Linked DNA regions of Homo sapiens: regions 1 and 3 are each linked to region 2. Evidence: chromatin loops called from intact Hi-C (ENCODE). Cell type or tissue: sigmoid colon. All regions are shown on one strand.

Evidence for each region. A loop is a pair of places that touch in the nucleus more often than their neighbours do. Peaks named below come from ENCODE experiments on the same cell type or tissue, not always from the same donor. Only the 100,000 strongest peaks of a DNase experiment are listed, where the experiment ranks them.
Region 1: it touches region 2 in a loop (3-fold over the local background); 5 of 110 quality-filtered maps call a loop at or near these places.
Region 3: it touches region 2 in a loop (10-fold over the local background); 3 of 110 quality-filtered maps call a loop at or near these places.

What each region holds. Positions count from the first base shown.
Region 1 is chr6:33,770,114-33,772,613 of GRCh38, forward strand. LEMD2 (LEM domain nuclear envelope protein 2) reads right to left here. Exons shown (of 9, transcript NM_181336.4): 9 at 1,100-2,500. Among named protein-coding and RNA genes, the nearest start is that of LEMD2, 18 kb to the right of the region's middle. RefSeq lists an enhancer at 1-197 and silencers at 39-333, 1,475-1,524, 1,545-1,614. In sigmoid colon, CTCF peaks have their summits at 1,553 (motif pointing right) and 1,752; DNase peaks (open chromatin) are centred at 1,268 and 1,558; H3K4me3 peaks cover 561 bases; H3K27ac peaks cover 1,514 bases.
Region 2 is chr6:33,885,357-33,887,856 of GRCh38, forward strand. No RefSeq gene overlaps it. Among named protein-coding and RNA genes, the nearest start is that of LINC01016, 10 kb to the right of the region's middle. In sigmoid colon, no CTCF peak of the experiment used is centred here; a DNase peak (open chromatin) is centred at 1,505; H3K27ac peaks cover 2,161 bases.
Region 3 is chr6:33,828,358-33,830,857 of GRCh38, forward strand. No RefSeq gene overlaps it. Among named protein-coding and RNA genes, the nearest start is that of MLN, 26 kb to the left of the region's middle. RefSeq lists a silencer at 675-969. In sigmoid colon, a CTCF peak has its summit at 992; a DNase peak (open chromatin) is centred at 1,064.

The DNA of each region.
Region 1 (2,500 bases), 120 kb before region 2:
GAGCTGCTTGAAAGGGGACTTGGCCCTGAGAAGCTGAGGAAGGTGGAAAGCCTGCTCTGAAATGTCTGCAGCCTGAGTGAGGCCGAGGACACACCTCGGGGCCTCTGCGCCAAGGCGCTCTGTGTTCCAGAAAGGAAGAAGCTGGGCTGGCAGGGGCCTTTTGTTATTTAGTTTATTTTGATCTCGCTCCTGCTCTCCAAACAGCTTCACAGAAATAGAGCCTTGCATTAGCTCCCTTCTCGGCTTAAAACAAAACGTGGCAGAGGGAAAGTCTTTCATGAGGAACAGAAAAGGGAAAGACAGGCTCATTTTTTCCCGAGTTGCGTTTCCAGGTCCTTTGACTATGGACCCAACTGTGTGACTCTAGTGACGAGGATAACAGGCTGGTGCTCACTGTGAACGGGAAAGGTGACCACAACAGCCCACAAGCCCCATGGGGCATGGCAGGACTGGCTGCCTTCTTGGGGTGACTGACCTTGGGGCCTCTGCAAAAGGAAGGACAGCAGTGAGATCCAGAAGCACACTCAGCAGCCCTGGCAAGGGAACCCTCATGTGCCTGCCAGACCGCATGGGTGGGCAATGAGTGGGCTTCCCTATGGTTGGGCCTCAGAGGAGACAAAGAAGTCGGCCTCATGAAGGGACGCTACCAGCTGCTGGGAAGCCCCATCCAACCTCACCCTGTTCTTTCTTCCTCCTCCTCCCAGGGCTGGTGCTGAGCACCTGAGGGGAACCTCTGGGTCTTGAGGGGAGGCAGAAATGGAGCCAAAGGAAAAAGGCCCCACTAGCCCCCACTTCTGGCCACCCACTGGGACCAAGGAGGCACCCTGCATGCTGCAATCCTCATAGCCACTCTGTAAGACAGGGTCATCACACGTTACAAATGTGGAAACTGAGGCTGTGAGAGTTATGCAGCTTACTCGAGAACTGGTCACTGGGTGGCAGAGGCCAGAGGTCTGGGAGGAACTGCAGAGCCCACGTCCTGCTGTCTCTCCCACCTTCCCTTCCAGCCACCTCCCAGAGCTGGTGCTTAAGGAGTCCACACATTGCCATTCCTTAGACATAGCTTTGGGGGAAGGGAAAGAACCATGGGCAAGAAACATCCGTTTTTAATAAATAGTTTATTCATCCAGCAGTTTCAGCCCTGATACTGAAGCCTGTTGCGGTGTTTCTTATTTTTCTGGCTGGAGCCTGATTATGAGAACATGGCCTCACCACGGGGCCAGCGCTCAGATTCCTGCCCTGCCGATCATCCAGACATCAGAGGAAATGAGAGTATTGCTCAAATGAGGGAGACTGGAGCTTTATTAAGGAAACAAAAAATACCAGTAAGACTAGAGAGGGGTGGTTAATGTTTCTGGAGGCAGCTGTGGAATTTCCTGTTTGCTCCCCCTCTCCTGCCTGCCGCAGATGAGGACACACGGGGAAGACTCGCTGGAGAGGCTTCTCGCACTTAATAAGGCCCCCCGTCGGGGTGCTTCTGGAGCCTGCCTCCCAGGGAGCAGGCTGAGGAGCTGGCGGGAGGGCCGGTGGGCGGCGGCGCGGACGCTGCTCCCTTGTGGCCGGCAGGGGGCAGCCTGCAGCCACTGCGCCTCTCCCGCCGCCAAGAGCCGCGGCCGGGGTAACAGAAACGCCGGCTGCGCTGAAGTTCTTGTTAAACAGCCCCGCGTCGGGGCTGTGGTCACAGTAAAGCAAGGCGATCTTCGCACACAGCAAGTGCGAGGCTCTGGGCCCTGACGCAGGGCTCCCAAGCTCCCGGAATCGGCGTTCTGGCTGCAGGCCTGGTCTAGAGTCGCAGCTTCTGTGAGAAGCAACACTGAGGCGGGCCCGCCCGCCCTGGGGCTGCCCGACCCTCCTCTCTGCTCTCAGCCCCAGTCCCTACTTCGGGATCCTCCCAGGAGGCTGTGCCGGCTGCTCACTCCTCCTGACCTGAGGGACCGTGTGTCTGGGCCTGGTGTTTCTAGACGGTCCCCCCTACAGTCACTTGTTCTAATTTCTAGCACCTTCCCTCTTCAGGATAGAGGCCCAGCCAGCCAGAGCACAGGCTTTCTCCCTTCACCCTGGAGCTCTCAAGTAACAACCCCCTGAAGGCACATGGACCAAGCTGCTCCCCATCCCGCCACCCGAAACACCATCCCTGCCCCACCTCCCAGGTGACAGACTCCCTGGCGTGGCCATGCCCCAGCCCACCAGCCCCACGCTTGTCAGCTGGGCCTGACAGCTGCTGCTCTTGTTTTCTATTCATGAAAACTCAACCCTTCTCCCCGTTTCTGCCAGCACAACAGGGCAGAGTCTGGGCTATCACCCTGGCTTCTCCCCCTCCCTTTAAAGGAAGCCCACATTTTCCTGCGAGCCGAACTCCTCTGAAGAGTATGGCAGACCTTTGGAATCGTGTCAGGACGAGACTGAAAGTCAAGGCAAGTGTGAATTCAGCACCGCAGGCCTGGTGACCCTCCTGTGCCTCTGGAGTGGGCTGTCCTGGGACAGGCTGACCGGGAACAAG
Region 2 (2,500 bases):
CTGGACTCCACCCCAGAGCTCTCAGCTCTGGCCCTCTTCCCTCCTACTCCACCATACTACAGAGGGACAGTCCCATAGGAAGACCCCCAGGTCAACCCAAGAAACAGCCACACGAATGTGAGGGTGTCCAGAGCCGCTCTGCTTCCAGGCACCTCCCTCCTCATTCAGACACCTTCTAAACCCAGCTTGGAAGGATGCCCTCTCACCAGTTGCTGCATGCCCTCACTTTTGAACTTTGTAGATTGGGAGCTTGAGGGCACACACCACCCCCCCTGCACAGGACGAGAGGTCGACAGGTACAGGCAGCTAGGAGCAATTCACACCCACCAGTAAGTGGGGAAGAGGCTGGCTTAGCCCTTTGGGATACCTGGCCAGGCCTTGTGGAGACCCAGCTGGGCTCCTCAGAGCAGGGACAGCCCATGGGCTCCATAAACTTCAGTGACTCATGGGTGACCACCCTGATAGGGCCAGGGAGAGGCAGAGAGGTAGCCTGCCCTAATCACTGCCTGAAGGCTCTGACATCAGAGAGGTTTGCTGGCCTCCCTCTCAAGTTGGCTCACTCCACCTTGAGGCTCTTTAGGCTCTTTGTGGGTGCCCTTTGTCCTGGACCTGGGCTCCAGCCTTTGGGGCTTCGTGGATGGGAGGAGTGTAGAAGTAGGGGAACAGCCTACACTTAATATCTTAAATTTCAAAGTCTTCTGCTCCTAGCAAGGCTCATGGGGCAGGTTTGAGAAAGACTTTGATCTTGAAATAGGTTGTTGGGTCGTCCTGAGTCCAGGTCTGGGGTTTGTCAGGTCTTGGGTCTTTGATTTGCTGTGAGTGATTTTCAGTACCCTTATGTCTTCATAAAAGGCCCTTCCCAAAATTAGCCAGGTGTGGTGGCACACACCTGTAGTCCCAGCTATTCAGGAGGCTGAGGCAGGGGAATTACTTGAACCTGGGAGGCGGAGGTTGCAGTGAGCCAAGATGGTACCACTGCACTCCAGCTTAACGACAGAGCAAGCCTCCGTCTCTTAAAAAAAAAAAAAAACGAAGTCCCCTCCCAGAGTTTCTGTAAGGATCAAATGAGATAATGGGTGGGAATGTGCCTCACCATCTATATGGTGTTGCACAATGGAAATGGATTTTATCGTAAGGGTTTTGGGGCCCTGTGGGCAGGTGCTTTTGCAGAGGAGAACCAGTATACCAAGGGCTGTCAAGACAGCCTTACTTTCTCACCTTGATGTGGGGGACAGAGGGCTTTCCAAATTTTAGGGGCTGCCAGGCTGGACAGGGAAATGCTCAGCATGGTTAAAGATCCACAGAGTAGAGGGAAATGAACCTTCACTAGCTGTTCAGCGTCCCAGGCCTTTTTACTGCTCATCATAAATTACCATCCTGTTTTATTTTCGTTTTATAGCCTCTTCCAGTCTGTTTCTGGTGATTCACTCTCTGCTCTGGGCCAACTATGTTAGAAATGGTTTCCTGGTCTTTCTCTTTCTCTGTCGACACCTCAGATGGCTGGCGACTGACCCAGCAGCTGGGGAGCTTCCATCAGCACCCGTTGGATGAAGAAACATCAGAGCTGACAGCTGAAAGGTGACAGCAAAGAATCGAGATACGTAGTGTCTGCCCTCTAGCAGCTTCCACCAGAGGAGGGAGGGAACCGGAAACCTCACATTTGCACAGGCTTGCAGACCCAGCTTCTGAAGAGGAGTCACTACTTCCTGGGACCTGCGCCTCCAATTCAGGCAGCTCTCAGGAGGTGATGACACGTTCTTCAGCGTAGTTGGCTCTCTCTTGATGTGGTTGGTCCAACCTTTCAGTATTTAGAAGTGTTAGGGAGACCTCCAAGATCCTTTCCATTGTCAATATCTTGTGGTTCTGCCATTGTGAGAAGGAAGGGCCCTGCCTGGGGGTTGGGAGGCTCTCGTTCTAGTCCCAGTTCTACTACCAGTGAGTGGCCCTGGGCAAGTCTCTTTCTCTCACCAGGCAACAGTTTCTTCTTCTGTAAAGTCAAAAGGCCAAAGCAGGTCACCCAAATGCCTTCTGGTTTTGCCATTCTACAAGCGGTTACCTCATCTGCACAAAACATGCAAGTATTTGTTTGGACACTGACAGATTCCCACAACAAATTAACATCCTGTCAAGTGTCTTTAATGAAATGCTCGTTTTTCAAATGAAAGCAATGGGTTAGGGAAGATTTGAATGATGTTTGCGAGCCTTTGATATAACATTTTTATTGAGATTTTTTGTGTGTCCCGATTGAGGAGAAAGCAACATAATGGCAAAGTTGTCTCTCCTGTCATTTTTCTAATAGAAGAGAATTTTTGTTCAACACAATTTTTAGCGTGAATTGTCAATTACCATTCTCCCAGATCTGTTTGGCAGCATGACCTTGGTTGTGGCCTGTTTTGTGGACACGAGGAGATAAAAGATAAAGTAGCATGTGCTTAGTTTGTGATGAATAGAAGGACACAGGTGGGGACTGGCCTTACAGCACTCACAGTGGCTGAGCTGG
Region 3 (2,500 bases), 57 kb before region 2:
AGTGGTAGAAAGAGGTATTCCTGTTCGTTCCAACCTCCTCATTCTGTTGTATTTTTCTCTGTGGCGCTTAGCACCAATGTCATTCTATGTTTACTTTGTTTAATGTATTTCTCCCCTCACTAGAACGTAGAGTCCTTCAGAGGAGTCTGTTTTGCCTGTTTGCTTTGCTACTCAGCAGGTATTTATGAGGTGTAGGAATGAACGAAGCTGGCTTGGGCTGGCCAGGCGTCCTGCAGGGCTTGGGCTCCAGGGCCCTGCTCTCCTGGCCTTCTCCTGCAAACCAGGCTTCCCAGACCCTCTTGCTTCTGCTCAGGTCGGAGGGGGTGAGGAGGGAGCATAGTGTCTCACACAGTGGGGCTCTCAGCCTACATTGCCAGGCAGGTCCTTCAGCCTCCTCTCTGCCTGGGGTCTCCCTCTGGAGATGCTGGCTCACAACTGCTCCCGCCCCTGCCCCTGTGGCCAAAGTAGCTTTCTCCTGTCTCTGCTGCTTGTTGAAAGAGGCATGGATCTCAGTATCATCCTCCTGCCACCTGCCCCACAGGAGTCTGCTGAGATGGCCATCTGGGAGCTCACCAAGCCTCTAGGGGAGCGGTGAGAACCAGCATCTGAGTGCAGTGTCAGGGGTTCCCTGCTGCTTGTGCCAGACGAGGTCCAGAACGTGCTTCTCCACTCAGCTCAGCATCCGGAGCTCTCCCATTTTGCCTCTCCTCCAGGGCAGCATTTTCTTTCTAAATTCCCAGGCTTTTTACATTTGGCTGCCCCATGGGGCTAATTCTCTCACTTCGAGATGGTGCCCATTAACACTTCAACAGGCCTCGCCTGGAGCTGCAGCCCCAAGCCCTCTTCCCTGGAACATCCGCGCCCACGTTCACTTCGCTGTCATCGCCCCAGCTGCGGAGGCTGGACTAGCTTCAGCTACTTTTATTTAGGCTTCAAAAGGAGGACCTTGGCCGCCAGCAGCTGAGGTCTGCAGGGCACCAGAGGTAAACTTCTGCCCTGAGTCTCCAAAAATAATTTTCTGTTTGGCTCCAAAACATGGTTCTGCTCTTCATCTGCCTGCAGGAGGCCTTGGGAGGGCCCATATCCCGAAGCTGCCCAGTGAAAGCCTGATGCAGGGAATGCTGAAAGCAGCCCAGCCTCTTGTCCCCTCCCCTCCCCTCCTTCACCTCCCTGGGTGCTGAAAACAGCCCAGCCTCTTGTCCCCTCCTCTCCCCTCCCTCATCTCCCTGGGTGCTGAAAGCAGCCCAGCCTCTAGTCCCTCCCTCCCCTCCCTCACCTCCCTGGGTGCTGAAAGCAGCCCAGCCTCTTGTCCCCTCCCCTTCCCTCCCTCACCTCCCTGGGTGCTGAAAGCAGCCCAGTCTCTTGTCCCCTCCCCTCCCTCACCTCCCTGGGTGCTGAAAGCAGCCCAGCCTCTAGTTCCTTCCCTCCTCTTCCTCACCTCCCTGGGTGCTGAAAGCAGCCCAGCCTCTAGTTCCTTCCCTCCTCTTCCTCACCTCCCTGGGTGCTGAAAGCAGCCCAGCCTCTAGTTCCTTCCCTCCTCTTCCTCACCTCCCTGGGTGCTGAAAGCAGCCCAGCCTCTAGTTCCTTCCCTCCTCTTCCTCACATCCCTGGGTGCTGAAAGCAGCCCAGCCTCTAGTTCCTTCCCTCCTCTTCCTCACCTCCCTGGGTGCTGAAAGCAGCCCAGTCCCTTGTCTCCTCCCCTCCCTCACTGCCCTGGGTGCTGAAAGCAGCCCAGCCTCCGGTCACCTTCCCTCGCCTCCCTCATGTCCCTGGGTGGAGAGGTCGGCATTGCCTCCCAGGTGGATGCAAAGTACCAGTCTCATCAAATCTAAGATACCAGTGATTTTTAAAGGAACCATTATTTTACCATGAAGGGGGAAAATGCTGCTGATTAAACTAGGATATGCCACCAATTGTTAGACAGATTTCAATTTCAGGGATATTAAAGTGTGAAACAAATGTGTTCCTTAGGACAGATGAAATATAGTCTAGGTGGAACAGCCCCTTCGTCTCAAAGCCAGCACTCTCTAGCTCACACTTTCCCTGGAGAAGAAATTAAAAGTGTGCTTCGAATCCAAAGGCTTTCAGCTCCTACTCCTGCCAGCACCGTGTGTGTGAGAGTAAATGGGTGGTGGGGACATCAACAGAGGACTGAGGTAAGAGGGGATCCTGTCATTCTGCCACCCACAGAGCCTGCTGAATGATAGTCACAAGCCCGCACCGCTGTCTTGTCAGCCCAGAGCAAATCAGACTCAGCCCCTATCCCGCTGCTCTGATTCACGAAGGACTTCAGTCAGAGGGGGTGTCCTCACCGCTTCGCCCATGACTTAGCACCCCTGTGTTCAGAGGTGACTTAGGGCATCAGGAGAGGCGAGAGAGAGGGTGCTGGCGGGAGCCTCACCCTCTGGCTTCCTGCGAGGGAATCTGAAGCCTGCAATGTGGAGCCGTCCACACCAGCATAAGGCGATGGGATGGAGTGGGACGGACAGACGGGGAGCAG